Regions from separate parts of the Homo sapiens genome. Here region 2 is linked to region 1. Evidence: chromatin loops called from intact Hi-C (ENCODE). Cell type or tissue: lower leg skin. All regions are shown on one strand. Links, peaks and the distances in the headings refer to the core of each region. The heading gives the core; the rest is flanking DNA.

What was found. A loop is a pair of places that touch in the nucleus more often than their neighbours do. Peaks named below come from ENCODE experiments on the same cell type or tissue, not always from the same donor. Only the 100,000 strongest peaks of a DNase experiment are listed, where the experiment ranks them.
Region 2: it touches region 1 in a loop (3-fold over the local background); 6 of 110 quality-filtered maps call a loop at or near these places.

The regions. Positions count from the first base shown.
Region 1 is chr18:62,439,530-62,447,108 of GRCh38, reverse strand. It overlaps the pseudogene ACTBP9. Among named protein-coding and RNA genes, the nearest start is that of ZCCHC2, 80 kb to the left of the region's middle. In lower leg skin, for the core only: no CTCF peak of the experiment used is centred there; DNase peaks (open chromatin) are centred at 4,168, 4,518 and 4,748.
Region 2 is chr18:62,701,251-62,708,829 of GRCh38, reverse strand. No RefSeq gene overlaps it. Among named protein-coding and RNA genes, the nearest start is that of PHLPP1, 11 kb to the left of the region's middle. RefSeq lists a silencer at 6,269-6,318. In lower leg skin, for the core only: no CTCF peak of the experiment used is centred there; no DNase peak of the experiment used is centred there.

The DNA of each region.
Region 1 (7,579 bases), core at 1,631-6,630:
CGCTCCAGAACACAGACCGCACCTCGTAGTTGTCCCATCTTGACACAAGGGGAGTGGCATTTTGTGCCCTGTCATTGTACCCAAGCAAAGGTTATCCTCTGCTCACAAACTGCTACCTGCAGAAGCAGGCTGTTAATATGTGTCAGGAGTAGCCCCCCAGGCAAGATAATCCCCCTATGCCAGGACAGTTGAGTGGAGCAGCTCTCAGCCCCTAGCAGCCAACACTCACAGCAGACCCTCAGCAATCAATTCACATCCCCAGGAGATTCAAGCTAGAGCAAGATGGCTTGGCCAATAAAGCTGAAGAAAGCCTCAAATCGACATACTTTTCCTTCTTCTCCCATGGGGAACTAGACTAACTCAGCAGCCAACCAAGACAAAAGGGTTCTTTATGGAGTGGTGTCCTCATAATCACATTTGTTTCTTGCCAAGGCAATTTCAGCTGCCTAAACCTGTACCACACAGGCAAGAGAATCCAGATGTTGTCATGAGCCAAGAGAGACTCCATGATAGGAAAGCCTATATAAGGGGCCAGCACCCTGGAAGTACCCCATCCCTTCGTTATCTAGTTAGAGAGAACTGTTGCCTGGCACAGTGGTTCGTGCCTGTAATCTCAACATTTTGGGAGGCCAAGGTGGGAGGCTCTCTTGAATTCAGGGGTTTGAGACCAGCCTTGGCAACATAGCAAGACCCCCTCTCTACAAAAAATAAAAAATTAGTTGGGCACGGTGGTGCACACCTGTGGTCCCAGCTAGTTGGGAGGCTGAGGTGGGAGGATCATCTGGGCCTGGGGGGTCGAGGCTGCAGTGAGTCATGATCGTGCCACTGCATTCAGCCTGGGCAACAGAGTGAGACCCTGTCCACCCCCAAAAAAAGGATGAAGATTTTTTAAAAAGAAAGTAAACAAAGAGAGAGAAAAAACTGTCATCATTGGGCAAGCAGACAGCGAAATTGATGCCAGCCACACACATAAGGCTTCTATTTGACTTCTTAGAATCAGTAGGGAAAAATATCAATTTTATCTCAGGATTTTATCTCCTAATACTGTCCTCAAAGCCTTTGCTTCTGACCCAGCGCACATCAGAAGAGGGCTTACTAGCTGCTGCTTTTAAGGATAAATCGGTGTGTCCGAAGCCCTGTTGTCTGCCTCCCTACTTCTTCCAAGCAACACTAATGTACCCCTGTTTCCTCCTGAACTGGGCCATGCACATGCCAAACTGACACCTGACACATGTCAAATTCTCCTATAGATCATTATGAGAAACCCACATACCCCCCTTCACTCTTGCCTTTGGTTCAAAATAAATTAAAAACTGAAGACAAAGAATCTAACAGGAAATGAAAACAAAAACCTAATTTACCAAAATAGCTAGTCATTTACCCCCTGGAGGTATGAGTGGCTCACGCCTTGCTCTGAATCAGGGCATTGAATAAGAAACGCATGTGTTAAATATATATTTCAGCTTTACCTCAGACAGATGACTAATGGTGTTGTGCTGTGTTTTGTTTTGTTTTTTGTTAAACCCACAGAGATAATTATTTACTCAATAAAATTTAAACTGTTATCATAGCATAATTGGAAGTCGAGGGTAGTCATTTTCTCTCCCCGCCCCCTCCCAGCTGCAGGTGACATGGTCATATATTAGACAACATGATTATTAGTTTGCTTCTACAGTTTTGTGAAAAATTAATGGAGGGGAACTCCACAGGGCCTCATCTTCAGCAGCCTCCCTGTAGGTGCTTCTGTCCTCTCCCAACCTGAATATCCCTTATTTCTAACTGATCCATGTTCACTATCCCCAGGAAAAGGGACTATTTTACAGGCTTGCTATTTAGGGGAGAAGAAGCTGGCCATCTGTAAGCTCTCTTCTTTTTAATTTACCAGCTTTTAAGGGCTAGGAACAGTTTTGAACCATCCAAGTGAACCACTGGGTATCTGTCCAGTGGTCAGAGGGTAACAGGATCAGGGAACATTAGGAATAGATAAGACCTGGGTGATCACAGAACACAGCCCACCCATCACGGGGGTGAGCTAACCAGGGATGTATGTTAGCTGAGAGCTGGTCTGCAGAAGGGCTGGATCTGTTAGCGATGGCGGAGATCTGAGTTACCCCAAGTTACTGGCAGTGTGTCCATATGGGTCTGTAGCAACTTCAGCCCTTGCCTCCTCCGAAGAAAGCATTAAACTGAGGGCCATAAAGCAGAAAAAGAGACAGAGGCAAGTTTCAGAGCAGGAGTGGAAGTTTATTAAAAAGGCTTTAGAACAGAAAAGAAAGGAAAGAACCCTTGGGAGAGACCCAAGTGAGCGCCTGAAGGTCAAAGAGAGAAAAACAGCCCCTTTAACCTTGATCCTGGGACTTCATAGGCTCGCCTCTTTCCCATGATTCTTCCCCTAGGGTGTGCTTTCCACATGCGCAGTGCTTTCCTTACCCTTTGGAAATGAGCACGTGCAGTGTGTTTAGGGAGTTACATGCCTGCCCATCTGAGGCTTTTTCCTTTCTCTGGTGGCGTGTGTCCCCCGCAGCATCATACTTTGCCATTTTGTCACTTAACGTGTATGCCCCAGAAGCTGCTTCTCCCTGGGGTCTGCATTCAATTAACACTTTTTTTTTTTTTGAGACGGAGTCTCGCTCTGTCACCAGGCTGGAGTGCGGTGGCGCGATCTTGGCTCACTGCAACCTCCAACTCTTGGTTCAAGAGATTCTCCTGCCTCAGCCTCCTGAGTAGTTGGGACTACAGGCACGTGCCACCATGCCCAGCTAATTTTTGTATGTTTAGCAGAGACGGGTTTTCACCATGCTGGCCAGGATGGTCTCGATCTCTTGACCTTGTGACCTGCCCACCTTGGGAGAGCGTTAGACTGAAGATCTAAAGGTCCCTGGTTAGATCCTGGGTTTCGGCAATTAACGCTTTTAATGTTAACAGGTGTGGACCATCCAGAGATTGTCTCTCCCTGGCTGCCCAATTACCATTTTTAGAGCAGCAATGTGGTAACTGCTGAGCCATCACTTGACATTCCTAGTGTGTTGGGGGAGAGCCCTCTCCTGCCCCGCTCATGCCTGTCTAATTACCTAGAACAGACCTAGACCCAGACCGGATAATGGGCACCTCCCCCTGGGCTCCTGCTCAGTGTCCTACCCTGCATATGGCCCTTTCCCAGGCAGCTCCGTGGGTCTCTTCTGATTTAGGAATGGACCATGCTTCTGGGGTGACTGAATTTCCACACAGCACCCAGGGAACGAGTTAACCTCTATTTTGAATATATTCCATAAATCACTCTAGTTGATCTAAATATGGTTCTGGAATCATGAAAATAAAGTATAAGTGTGGTGCATGTCATGAGAATACAAAATGGTACTTCTTAGAACCCATTTTATTTTATTTTATTATTTTATTTTTAAGGTGTGCACTTTTATTCAGCTGGTCTCAAGTCAGTGTACAGGTAAACCCTGGCTGCCTCTACCCACTCCTAGGGAGACCAAAAGCCTTCATACATCTCAAGTTGGGGGACAAAAAAGGGGCACCACGAAGGCTGATCATTCAAAATGAAGCAAAATTAAAAAGTATTAAGGCGAAAATTAAAAAAGTTTTGCATTACATAATTTACATGAAGCAATGCTATCACCTCCTGTGTAGACTCGGGAGGGGACTGGGCCATTCTCCTTAAAGAGAAGCGGGGTGGCTTTTAGGAGGGCAAGGGACTTCCTGTAACAATGCATCTCACAATATTTGGAATGATTATTAAAAAAAAAAGAACAATGTACAATCAAAGTCTCGGCCACATTGTAGAACTTCGGGGGATGCTTGCTCCATCCAACTGCTGTCACCTTCACCGTTCCAGTTTTTAAATCCTGAGTCAAGCCAAAAAAAAAACCATAAAAAACAAAAAAGCAAATAAAGCCATGCCAATCTCATCTTGTTTTCTGCTCAGGTTAGGTTTTGTCAAGAGAGGGTGTAACGCAACTAAGTAACAGTCCGCCTAGAAGCATTTGTGGTGGACGATGGAGGGGCTGGACTCGTCATACTCCTGCTTGCTGATCCATATCTGCTGGGAGGTAGACAGCGAGGCCAGGATGGAGCTGCCAATCCACATGGAGTATTTGCGCTCAGAAGGAGCAATGATCTTGATCTTCATCGTGCTTGGAGCCAGGCCGGTGATCTCCTGCATCCTGTCGGCGATGCCAGGGTACACGGTGGTGCCGCCAGACAGCACTCTGTTGACGTACCGGTCTTTGCAGATGTCCATGTCACACTTCATGATGGAGTTGAAGGTAGTTTCATGGATGCCACAGGATTCCATGCCCAGGAAGGAAGGCTGAAAGAGTGCCTCAGGGCAGCGGAACTGCTCATTGCAGATGACTTGGCCACCTGGCAGCTCCTAGCTCTTCTCCAGCAGGGGGTTGGAGGCCACCATGGCCATCTCCTGCTCAAAGTCCAGGGCAACATAGCACAGCTTCTCCTCGATGTCATGCACGATTTCCCGCTTGGCCGTGGTGGTGAAGCTGTAGCCGCGCTCGGTGAGGATCTTCATGAGGTGGTCAGTCAGGTCTGGGCCAGCCAGGTCCAGATGCAGGATGGTGTGGGGGAGGGCATACCCCCCCGTAGATGGGCACAGTGTGGGTGAGCCCATCACCAGAGTCCATCACGATGCCAGTGGTATGGCCAGAGGCTTACAGGGACAGCAAGGCCTGGATGGCCACATACATGGCTGGGGTGTTGAAGGTCTCAAACATGATCTGGTTTACCTTCTCGTGGTTGGCCTTGGGGTTCAGAGAGGCCTCGGTCAGCAGCAGGGGGTGCTCCTCAGGAGCCACATGCAGCTCACTGTAGAAGGTGTGGAGCCAAATCTCCTCCATATCCTCCCAGTTGGTGACGATGCCATGCTCGATGCGGTACTTCAGGGTCAGAATGCCTCTCTTGCTCTGGGCCCTTGTCGCCCACGTAGGAGTCCTTCTGACCCATGCCCACCATCACACCCTGGTGCCTGGGGTGCCCCATGATGGAGAGGAAGACGGCCTGGAGAGCACTGTCGCCTGCGAAGCCAGCCCTGCACATGCCAGAGCCATTGTCGATGACGAGGGCGACAGTATCATCATCCATGGTGAGCTGGCAGCAGGTGTGGATGGGCGGCGGAGTGGCAAGGGACAAGGCTCTGTGCTCGCCGGGCAGATGCGGTCTCCGCGGTCTAGAACCCATTTTAGCTGGTAGCAACAATTCAGCCAGGTTCTGTGCCTCTGTTTAGCACCTTCTGTTTATGAGATAGGTAGTAGAGCCTACCAGGCAGTCACAAGACTTCAATCCACCTGGGTCAGCAGACCCTTTGTGTGGCATGGCATGAAATATTAATATACCGCCTTTCCTTAAAACCTGCACCTAGAGGCCTCAGTGTCTTCTCTTCCAACTCAGAGACCACCTTCCTCTATCTGCATTTTATCCTCTGCAGGTTGAATGGATCCCATGACATCTGGTGCAGAGATTCCTCAGCTCAGCAGTGCCTCAGAGTGATTCTTAGAGAGGACTAGGAACCAAGAGGCAAATGCACGAGGCACAAGTGGGCTTTGCCCCGGCGAAGGTGGAGGGAATGGGCCACTGGTGTCAGACGCTGGGATCAGATGCTCTGCCCGGCCACCTTCTCAGCCTGCTCCTGTGGATTACACCATTCCTCGTCTTCCCAAATGCCAGCCCTGCCAGCTGGGAAGCCCAGGGACCAGGTGATTGCTGTGCCTGGAATCTATCAGTCCTCTGAAAATGGCTTCTCCCTTGGCCACCAAAGGGGAGTAAACAATGCCATGGAGATTAAAATAATCATCAACAAGGACACTGGTTAATTGGGAAAGGTATTTTCCTTTTTTTTTCCTTTTTTTCTTTTTTGAGATGGAGTTTCGCTCTTGTTGCCCAGGCTGGTGTGCAGTGGCACGATCTCGGCTCACTGCAACCTCTGCCTCCCAGGTTCAAGGGATTCTCCTGCCTCAGCCTCCGAAGTAGCTGGGATTACAGGCATCTGCCACCATGCCTGGCTAATTTTGTATTTTTAGTAGAGATGGGGTTTCACCATGTTAGCCAGGCTGGTTTCAAACTCCTGACCTCAGGTGATCCACCCGCCTCGGCCTCCCAAAGTGCTGGGATTACAGGCATGAGCCATTGCGCCCAGCTGGGAAAGGTATTTTTCTTTACCAAAGAGAGTAAAGAACTATTGATTAGTAATTAAAGTCTGTGTAAACATACAACATGGTTGCTAAGGGTTTTCTTTTCTTTTCTTTTCTTTTTTTTTTTTTTTGAGACAGAGTCTTGCTCTGTCTCCAGGCTGGAGTGCAGTGGCACAATCTTGGCTCTCTCAACCTCTGCCTCCCACGTTCAAGCAATTCTCCTGCCTCAGTTTCCCGAGTAGCTGGGACTACAGGCGTGCACCACCATGCCCAGCTAATTTTTGTATTTTTAGTAGAGACCGTGTTTCACCATGTTGGCCAGAATGGTCTCGATCTCTTGACCTCATGATCCGCCTGCCTCGGCATCCCAAAGTGCTGGGATTACAGGCGTGAGCCACTGAGCCCAGCCAGGTTGCTAATGCTTTTCTATTATTTTCAGTAATAATTATAAATTAAGGAAAAGGCAAGAAGATTTGAGGATTTTTATCCCTGAAGATGAAATATGGGTTGTATTCAGAAGCTCTCAAAAAATAGTAAGAAATATTATGTTGAAAAATATATCAAACAATGGGAAAAAGTACCTTCGTATTTTTTTCCTAGCTATTAATTGTTAAGTGGGATCTAATTAAACTAAAGAGATTCTGCACAGCAAAAGAAACTACCATCAGAGTGAACAGGCAACCTACAAAATGGGAGAAAATTTTCGCAACCTACTCATCTGACAAAGGGCTAATATCCAGAATCTACAATGAACTCAAACAAATTTACAAGAAAAAAACAAACAACCCCATCAAAAAGTGGGCAAAGGATATGAACAGACACTTCTCAAAAGAAGACATTTATGCAGCCAAAAAAACACATGAAAAAATGCTCATGATCACTGGCCATCAGAGAAATGCAAATCAAAAGCACAATGAGATACCATCTCACACCTGTTAGAATGGCAATCATTAAAAAGTCAGGAAACAACAGGTGCTGGAAAGGATATGGAGAAACAGGAACACTTTTACACTGTTGGTGGGACAGTAAACTAGTTCAACCATTGTGGAAGTCAGTGTGGCGATTCCTCAGGGATCTAGAACTAGAAATACCATTTGACCCAGCCATCCCATCACTGGGTATATACCCAAAGGACTATAAATCATGCTGCTATAATGACACATGCACACGTATGTTTATTGTGGCACTATTCACAATAGCAAAGACTTGGAACCAACCCAAATGTCCAACAATGATAGACTGGATTAAGAAAATGTGGCACATATACACCGTGGAATACTATGCAGCCACAAAAAAGGATGAGTTCATGTCCTTTGTAGGGACATGGATGAAATTGGAAATCATCATTCTCGGTAAACTATCGCAAGGACAAAAAACCAAACACTGCATGTTCTCACTCATAGATGGGAATTGAACAATGAGAACACATGGAC
Region 2 (7,579 bases), core at 1,635-6,634, 260 kb before region 1:
CTTTTGTTACCGGTAAACTTGAGGGCCCCAAAAGATGGGGTCTTTCCTCCTTCATTGCTGCAGAGCCAATACACAACTGAAAGTGAGCATCACCCACAGCAAGGTTTAGTCTGTGGCCAGGGAATGAAGAAGTGGGAGCATGGCTGGCAAATCACCTTCTCAACTAGTGCAGGATGAGGGGGCTAAAATGTAAGGCTTCTTAATGAAGGAGTTGGACACTAAAAGTGAGGGGAGAGTCCAGGCATGGTGGCTCACACCTGTACTCCCAGCACTTTGAGAGGTCAAGGCAGGTGGATCGCTTGAGGCCAGGAGCTCGAGACCAGCCTGGACAACATGATGAAACCCCGTCTCTACTAAAAATACAAAAATTAACTAAGCATGGTGGCCTGTGCCAGTAATCCCAGCTACTTGGTAGGCTGAGGCAGGAGAATTGCTTGAACCTGGGAGGTGGAGGTTGCAGTGAGCTGAGATTGCGCCACTGCACTCCAGCCTGGGCGACAGAGCGAGACTCTGTCTCAAAAAAATACTATTTTGGCCAAGCGTGGTGGCTCACGCCTGAAATCCTAGCACTTTGGGAGGCCAAGGTGGGTGGATCACCTGAAATCAGGAGTTCGAGACCAGCCTGACCAACATGGTGAAACCCCGTCTCTACTGAAAATACAAAAATTAGCCTGCATGGTAGTGGGCGCCTGTAATCCCAGCTACTTGGGAGGCTGAGACAGGAGAATCACTTGGACCGAGGAGGCGGAAGTTGTAGTAAGCCACGACTGCGCCACTGCACTCCAGCCTGGGCAAAAGAGGGAAGCTCCATGTCAAATATATATATATATACTATTTTTAAAAGGATATTTTAATACATACAAAAAGTAGGAAGGACAGATCTCAGCATAGAAAAAGTGGTCCTTCAAATTGAACAAAGTTAACTTTATGAAAAACTTCTTAATATGTCCTTTTTTTCTCTTCTATTACCAAGATCAAGAAAAATGCCATCCCAGGTCAGTTTCAGATCTCAAGCTGGCATTTGAGAATCAGAGCCAGAGCTTCACAGAAGTCCCTGTCCCCAGCACCTTACTACTATTCCATAGTCAGCACTAGATGGTCACGGTAACTTTCAAGCTGTGACTTTCAAGAATTTAGCAATTTACAGCCATCTGTTGCCATGTGTACCAAAATTTTGCAAAATATGACCACTGCCTCTTCACCTCATAATATCTGCGATCTTACCCATATCTCTGTTGTAAAATTGAGATGGCAGAAAAATCAAGCAGCCAGGCTCATGCTCAGGTGGGTGCATTAATTAATAAATCAGATACAGTGACAGTGGCAATGGCATAATAACATTCTTAGTCTCCTACACATGCCATAGTTTGAAAGGTAGTGCCATGTAATATTTTTAGGAAGTTTTATAACATTCGAGGTTAGAAGTCAGAAGTCCTGGTTCTAAACTCCCTAGCTAAGTATGGCCTGGAGAAGACATTTGACCTTAAAGAGCTTTTTCTTACTATTTATATAATAAGGGATTGAACTACATAGTGTCTCTAAAATCTCTTCTGGTGCAAAGAAATTTCTAATTCTGACTCAAAGCAAAACTGTCTAATTTGGAATATTGACAAATGTTTTTATTAGTCACAAAGCAGAAACCTTCACATTTAGATGCTATCATTTTGAAATAAAAAGACTATTTATTTATTTTTTGAGACAGTTTCGCTGTCGCCCAGGCTGGGGTGCAGTGGCACCATCTCGCCTCACTGCAAGCTCTGCCTCCTGAGTTCAAGCGAGTCTCCTGCCTCAGCCTGCTGAATAGCTGGCACTACAGGCGCCCGCCACCACGCCGGCTAATTTTTTGTATTTTTAGTAGAGACAGGGTTTCAGCATGTTGGTCAGGTTGGTCTTGAACTCCTGACCTCAAGTGATCCACCTGCCTCCACCTCCCAAAGTGCTGGGATTACAGGTGGATTCACTGCATCTGGCCTAAAATAAAAAGACTTTTCAGACTTTTTCTTTCCATTTAAAAGAATTGTTAAAGCATTTAGACTAACAGCAGGTTTATTCTGATATGTATGAAAACTGCTGGGTTTTTAGTCCTCTGAAATATGAATTTGTCACTAATAGGAACTAATTCATGACAACAAGATCCACAACTTCAGATCCCCAAACTCCAGTGTCTGTATCAGTTTTTTCTTTTACAGTCGTGGATGTGTATAGATATAAATCTCATTACCACAAAGTTAGGTTAGCTGACAGAAGCTAAAACATCAGCTCACGTGAGTACATGGGCCCAGGAGACGCAGACAAGGATATTGATAGCAGCAGCAGTTTGCCATGCCAAAACTTGGGAGTCACCCAATTGCACATCAACAGTAGGATGAATCAAGAAACAGGAGCATAGTTCTACCTTGAAATGCTAATATGGCAACAAAAATGAAGAAGTTTAAATTAAAGTGGTAAGCAATATAAGTGAATCTTTTTTTTCTTTCTTTTTTTTTTTTTTTAAAAAACGGAGTCTCGTTCTGTCACCCAGGCTGAAGTGCAGTGGCATGATCTCAGCTCACTGCAAGCTCCGCTCCTGGGTTCAAGCGATTTTCCTGCCTCAGCCTCCCAAGTAGCTGGGATTACAGGCATGCGCCACCATGCCCGGCTAATTTTTTGTATTTTTAGTAGAGATGGGGTTTCACCATGTTAGCCAGGATGGTCTCAATCTCCTGACCTCATAGTCCACCTGCCTCAGCCTCCCAAAGTGCTGGGATTACAGGCGTGAGCCACCATGCCTGGCCATGAGTGAACCTTTTTAAAAGCATGTTGGGTGAAAGAAGCCAGACACAATAGAATACTTACCAGATGATTCCATTTATATCAAGTTCAAGAACATGTTTTTTAGGAACACAATTTAGGTGGTCAAACTGAAACGAAAGGAAAAGGAAGTAAATAACAAACTGACTAGGGAAATTGAGGGGATTGTGACTGGGCAAGAGAACACTGGGCTTCAGCAGGGCTGACAGTGTTCTTGTTCTTGACCTTGCTGGTTACCTGGGTCTCTGCTTTATGAAAACGTGTTCAGCTGTACATTCTTGTTTCATCCACTTTCCTGTTTGTGTTATATTTCATAACAAAGGTATTTTTAAAGATCATATGGTTTTGTTACACCCTGAATTTCTATATTACGTCCATTCTTAAGAGTTTGAAGTTATATTTCCCGTAAGTTGTTTAATTCATTTAGAATTGTATTCATAATGTAAAACAATGATAAATATAACTTAAGAGTTATATTTATCATGTAAAACAATGATAAACATAACTTAAGAGAGAACTTTCAGATTAATTTTAAGAGTAGTAAGTTCATTATAGAAACTTTGGATAATATTGCCAGGTATAAAGATGCAGGGATGAACATAAATCCCAATGACACAGTTATTTTCACATATTTCCTCCCAGATTTTTTTTCTCCTATGCAGTTTAATGTGGTAGAGATCACAATGTAGCTACATTTTTTCCCTGCTTTTCTTGCTTAAAATGATGCCATAAGCACTTTTCCATATCATTATAAACAGAATTTTAAATTTCTAGATAATGGTGAATTATTGGGAGACCCTGAAACTTATTTATACACACCATAAAGGGTGAATTCGTGATCACGCAGGACACTGTACTGGCCTTCAGTATTTTTATACTATTTTTATGCTCTTCTACTTGTGGACATAAGGTTGAGATCTTAGCCAATTTTTATACCTTCACCTTCCTTATCTCCCCATCCTTCAAACCACAACGTAGCAACATTGAAATCAGGCAGTGTCTGAAGCCCTTTCTTCTTTTTTTTTTTTGAGACAGAGTTTTGCTCTGTCGCTCAGGCTGGAGTGCAGTGGCACAATCTCAGCTCACTGCAAGCTCCGCCTCCCAGGTTCACGCCATTCTCCTGCCTCAGCTTCCTGCCATTCTCCTGCCTCAGCTTCCCAAGTAGCTGGGACTACAGGCGCCCACCACCACGCCTGGCTAATTTTTTGTATTTTTTTAGTAGAGACGGGGTTTCACCGTGTTAGCCAGGATGGTCTCGATCTTCTGACCTCATGATCCGCCCACCTCGGCCCCCCAAAGTTTTGGGATTACAGGCGTGAGCCACCATGCCTGGCCATCTGAAGCCCTTTGTAGATGGGCTTATGAGGAAGTCAAAACGTGGAAACATTTACCAACTCCTGTAATATGCCAGGGTGCAGTAGCCAGATTTAGCAAATAAAACTATAGGACACACAGTTTTTGCAATAATTGCACATATGAAAGAATTACTTCATATTTATTTGAAATTTGAACTTAACTAGGTTTCCTGAATTTCATCTGGCAACCCAATGCCAGGGCACTGCCAGGGCTGTCAGGAGTATATTCTAATTTAATTCCTTTGACCCCTTTGAGAGTTACATACGATTCCCATTTTAAAGAAGAGCTCAGGCCGGGCGCAGTGGTTTATGCCTGTAATCCCAGCACTTTGAGAGCCCGAGGCGGGCAGATCACGAGGTCAGGAGTTCAAGACTAGCCTGGCCAACATAGTGAAACCCCGTCTCTACTAAAAATACAAAAAATTAGCTGGGTGTGGTGGCACATGCCTGTAGTCCCAGATACCCGGGAGGCTGAGGCGGGAGAATCACTTGAACCCGGGAGGCAGAGGTTGCAGTGAGCCGAGACCATACCATTGCACTCCTGCCTGGGTGACAGAGTGAGACTCCATCTCAAAAAAAAAAAAAAGAAGAGCTCAGTAAGGATCAGTAACTTCTCTAAGCTCACACAGCTAGAAAGGAGTAAAACAAGGATGGAAACCTAAGCTTTCTGACACCAAGACTGTGGCTCCAAATTGGTGGGGCTTACCCCCTAATGCTTGGGTAAAATGGACCCAACTCTCCCTCAGTGAGAGAGGGTGTTTTTGGTTTTCATTTGTTATTGTTGTTTCTTTTTACAAAACAGTTCATCAACCCTTTTGTACTGTTATGTCAAAAATGAGTGGCTGGGTGTGGTGGCTCACATGTGTAATCCCAACACTTTGGGAGGCAGAGGCAGAAGGACGGCTTGAGCCCAGGAGTTCACGACCAGCCTGGATAACATAGTGTGACTCCATCGCTACAAAAAAAAAAATTGAGAAATTAGCCTGGAGTAGTGATGCATGCCTGTAGTCCTAGCTACTCAGGAGGCTGAAGCAGGAGGATCTCTCAGGGTCAGAAGACCAGCCTGGATAACATAGCGAGACCCTGTCTCTAAAACACATTTTTATAAAATCAACAAAAATTAGTTGGGCATGGTGGTGCATGCCTGTGGTCCCAGATACTTGGGAGGCTAAGGAAGGAGGATTGTTGAGCCTAGGAGTTCAAGGCTACAGTGAGCTATGGTTCCACCACTACACTCCAGCATGGGTGACACAGTGAGACCCTATCTCTAAAAAAATAAAAATTAAAAATAAGTTAAAAAATGAGTATGGGGTAGGGGAAGAATTCTGGACCCAGGCGGCAGGGCCAAGCCACTGAACTGACTCAAAACAACCAGGTCCAGGAAAAGGGGCTTTAAGCTACCACAGGGCAGCAAAGAGGAAGCTCCAACACACCCCCTAGCCCCACCCTTTGGAAGCCAGAAGACTCACCCATCAGCACTCTTCCTGATGACCATCAGATGAGACATTTTAATTTCATTTGCTCCTGGAAACCCCAAGGAAGGTTTTGGGTTTTGATTTGAGGTAGGGGGCAGGGGCTTTATTTACTTATTCAGGTTTAAAATAAATAGTAAAAAGGGTGAAACTTCCAGAAGTGGTTCCACTGTCATATGGGAGGAAACATGATCCAAGCTGTGTGCGTTATCTTCATCCCCTCCTGTCCAGCCAAGAGTCTGGCCCCACAGCGTGGCACAGGCCAAGCTCCCCTCTCTTGTGCCCTCTCATTCATTCCTTTGCAACTTGCTGCTTTCCTTCCCCACACAAGCAGATTCTAAATGAGCCATTTGGCAAACCCCTCAGAGTACTACCACTCCTAGCCAGGAGGTGAAACTTCCCTAGGCCCCAAACGGAGGAGGGACAGAAGTGCCAGTGTCTGAGGAGCGTGGGTGCAGGAGACAGAATGGAGCTGAATCAGGAAAAATGACAGAGGCCCCAGCCTCATTTGGGCCCGAGATTCCCCTGAATGTGGCTCTTGTGGCAATCCTAGGTGAGGTCTTTGGTAGGACTTGGGAGAAACACACAGACCCCCACAACGCCACCCACTAAGGCCCCCAGCCTTACTCCAGGCAAGCGTATCTGCTCAATGGCATCTAGCTCTGAACCAACGAGGGCCTGAGTCTCTCTGCACCAAGGGGAAGCAAGTGTCAAACCCACACCCAGCATCTGGCAGCAAACAGCAGCTGCACTTCCCCTCCCTAAGTCTCTACGGCCTCAGACTTGCATTCTGTCGGTCCCCAAAGCAGTTCAGGGTCCTGGCACACTTGCCAACGCGGCTTTCCTGCAAAGCTCAACCAACCTGCAGGCAGGCATGCAGCAAGCCCAGGGAGCAGCTTCAGTGTGCGGATACGGGTTCCATCTTCACTGGCTGTCAGAGGAAAGCCAAGATGGACTCCACATGCCCCTCAACTTTACTACTGAAAACCAGTTCCTACTGCCTCTAGGCCCTTGGGTTTCCTTTTCATAGAGCATTTACTTCATTTTTAAAAATTTTTATTTTATTTTAAATTGAGATGAGATCTTGCTATGTTGCTCAAGCTGGTCTTGAACTCCTGGGCTGAAGGGATCCTCCCACCTCCACTTCCTGAGTAACTGAAGTTACAGACCAGAGCCACAACACCTGCCTGCAGAGCATTTACTTTAAAAAACTTGTCATTTTAAATTCTTTCTCTACCTCTTTTTTTTTTCTCTCTTTTAACTCATCTGTATTCATTACAACTTTAAGCAGAATGTGACTCGGGCACTACATTTCCATCCGCAAGCCTGGCTCTGAGTTTTTGTTATTTTATCTTATTTTTTTTTTTGAGACAGAGTCTTGCTCTGTCTCCCAGGCTGGAGTGCAGTGGCACAATCTCGGCTCACTGTAACCTCCGCCTCCCGGGTTCAAGCGATTCTCCTGCTTCAGCCTCCTGGGCAGCTAGGATTACAGGCATGCACCATCACGCCCGGCTAATTTTTGTATTTTTAGTGGAGACAGGGTTTCACCATGTTGGCCAGGCTAGTCTCAAACTCCTGACCTCAGGTGATCCACCTGCATGGGCTTCCCAAAGTGCTGGGATTACAGGCGTGAGCCACCGCAACCGGCCAATTTTTTGAACACTTTATGATGCTTAGAGTAGGCTAATAATTTTGCTCCTCCAAGCAATACTTTTCTTTGGAAAACAAGCCCTGTGGAGAGTTCCTTCCATCGAGTTGCTTCAGTTTAACCTATTTCTAGAGGACTAGCACATGCAGAATTGGCAACTACAGGGAATGAAAAGTTCAAAAAGTAGATCCTAGAAGATGTTAACAAATACTTTTCTCCTAAACATCAAGGTACACCTCAGAACACTTTGATAATAAGACTTGGTCTACTAGGGAATCTGGCTTGATAGCTAAATACTTTAGACCACAAGGTTA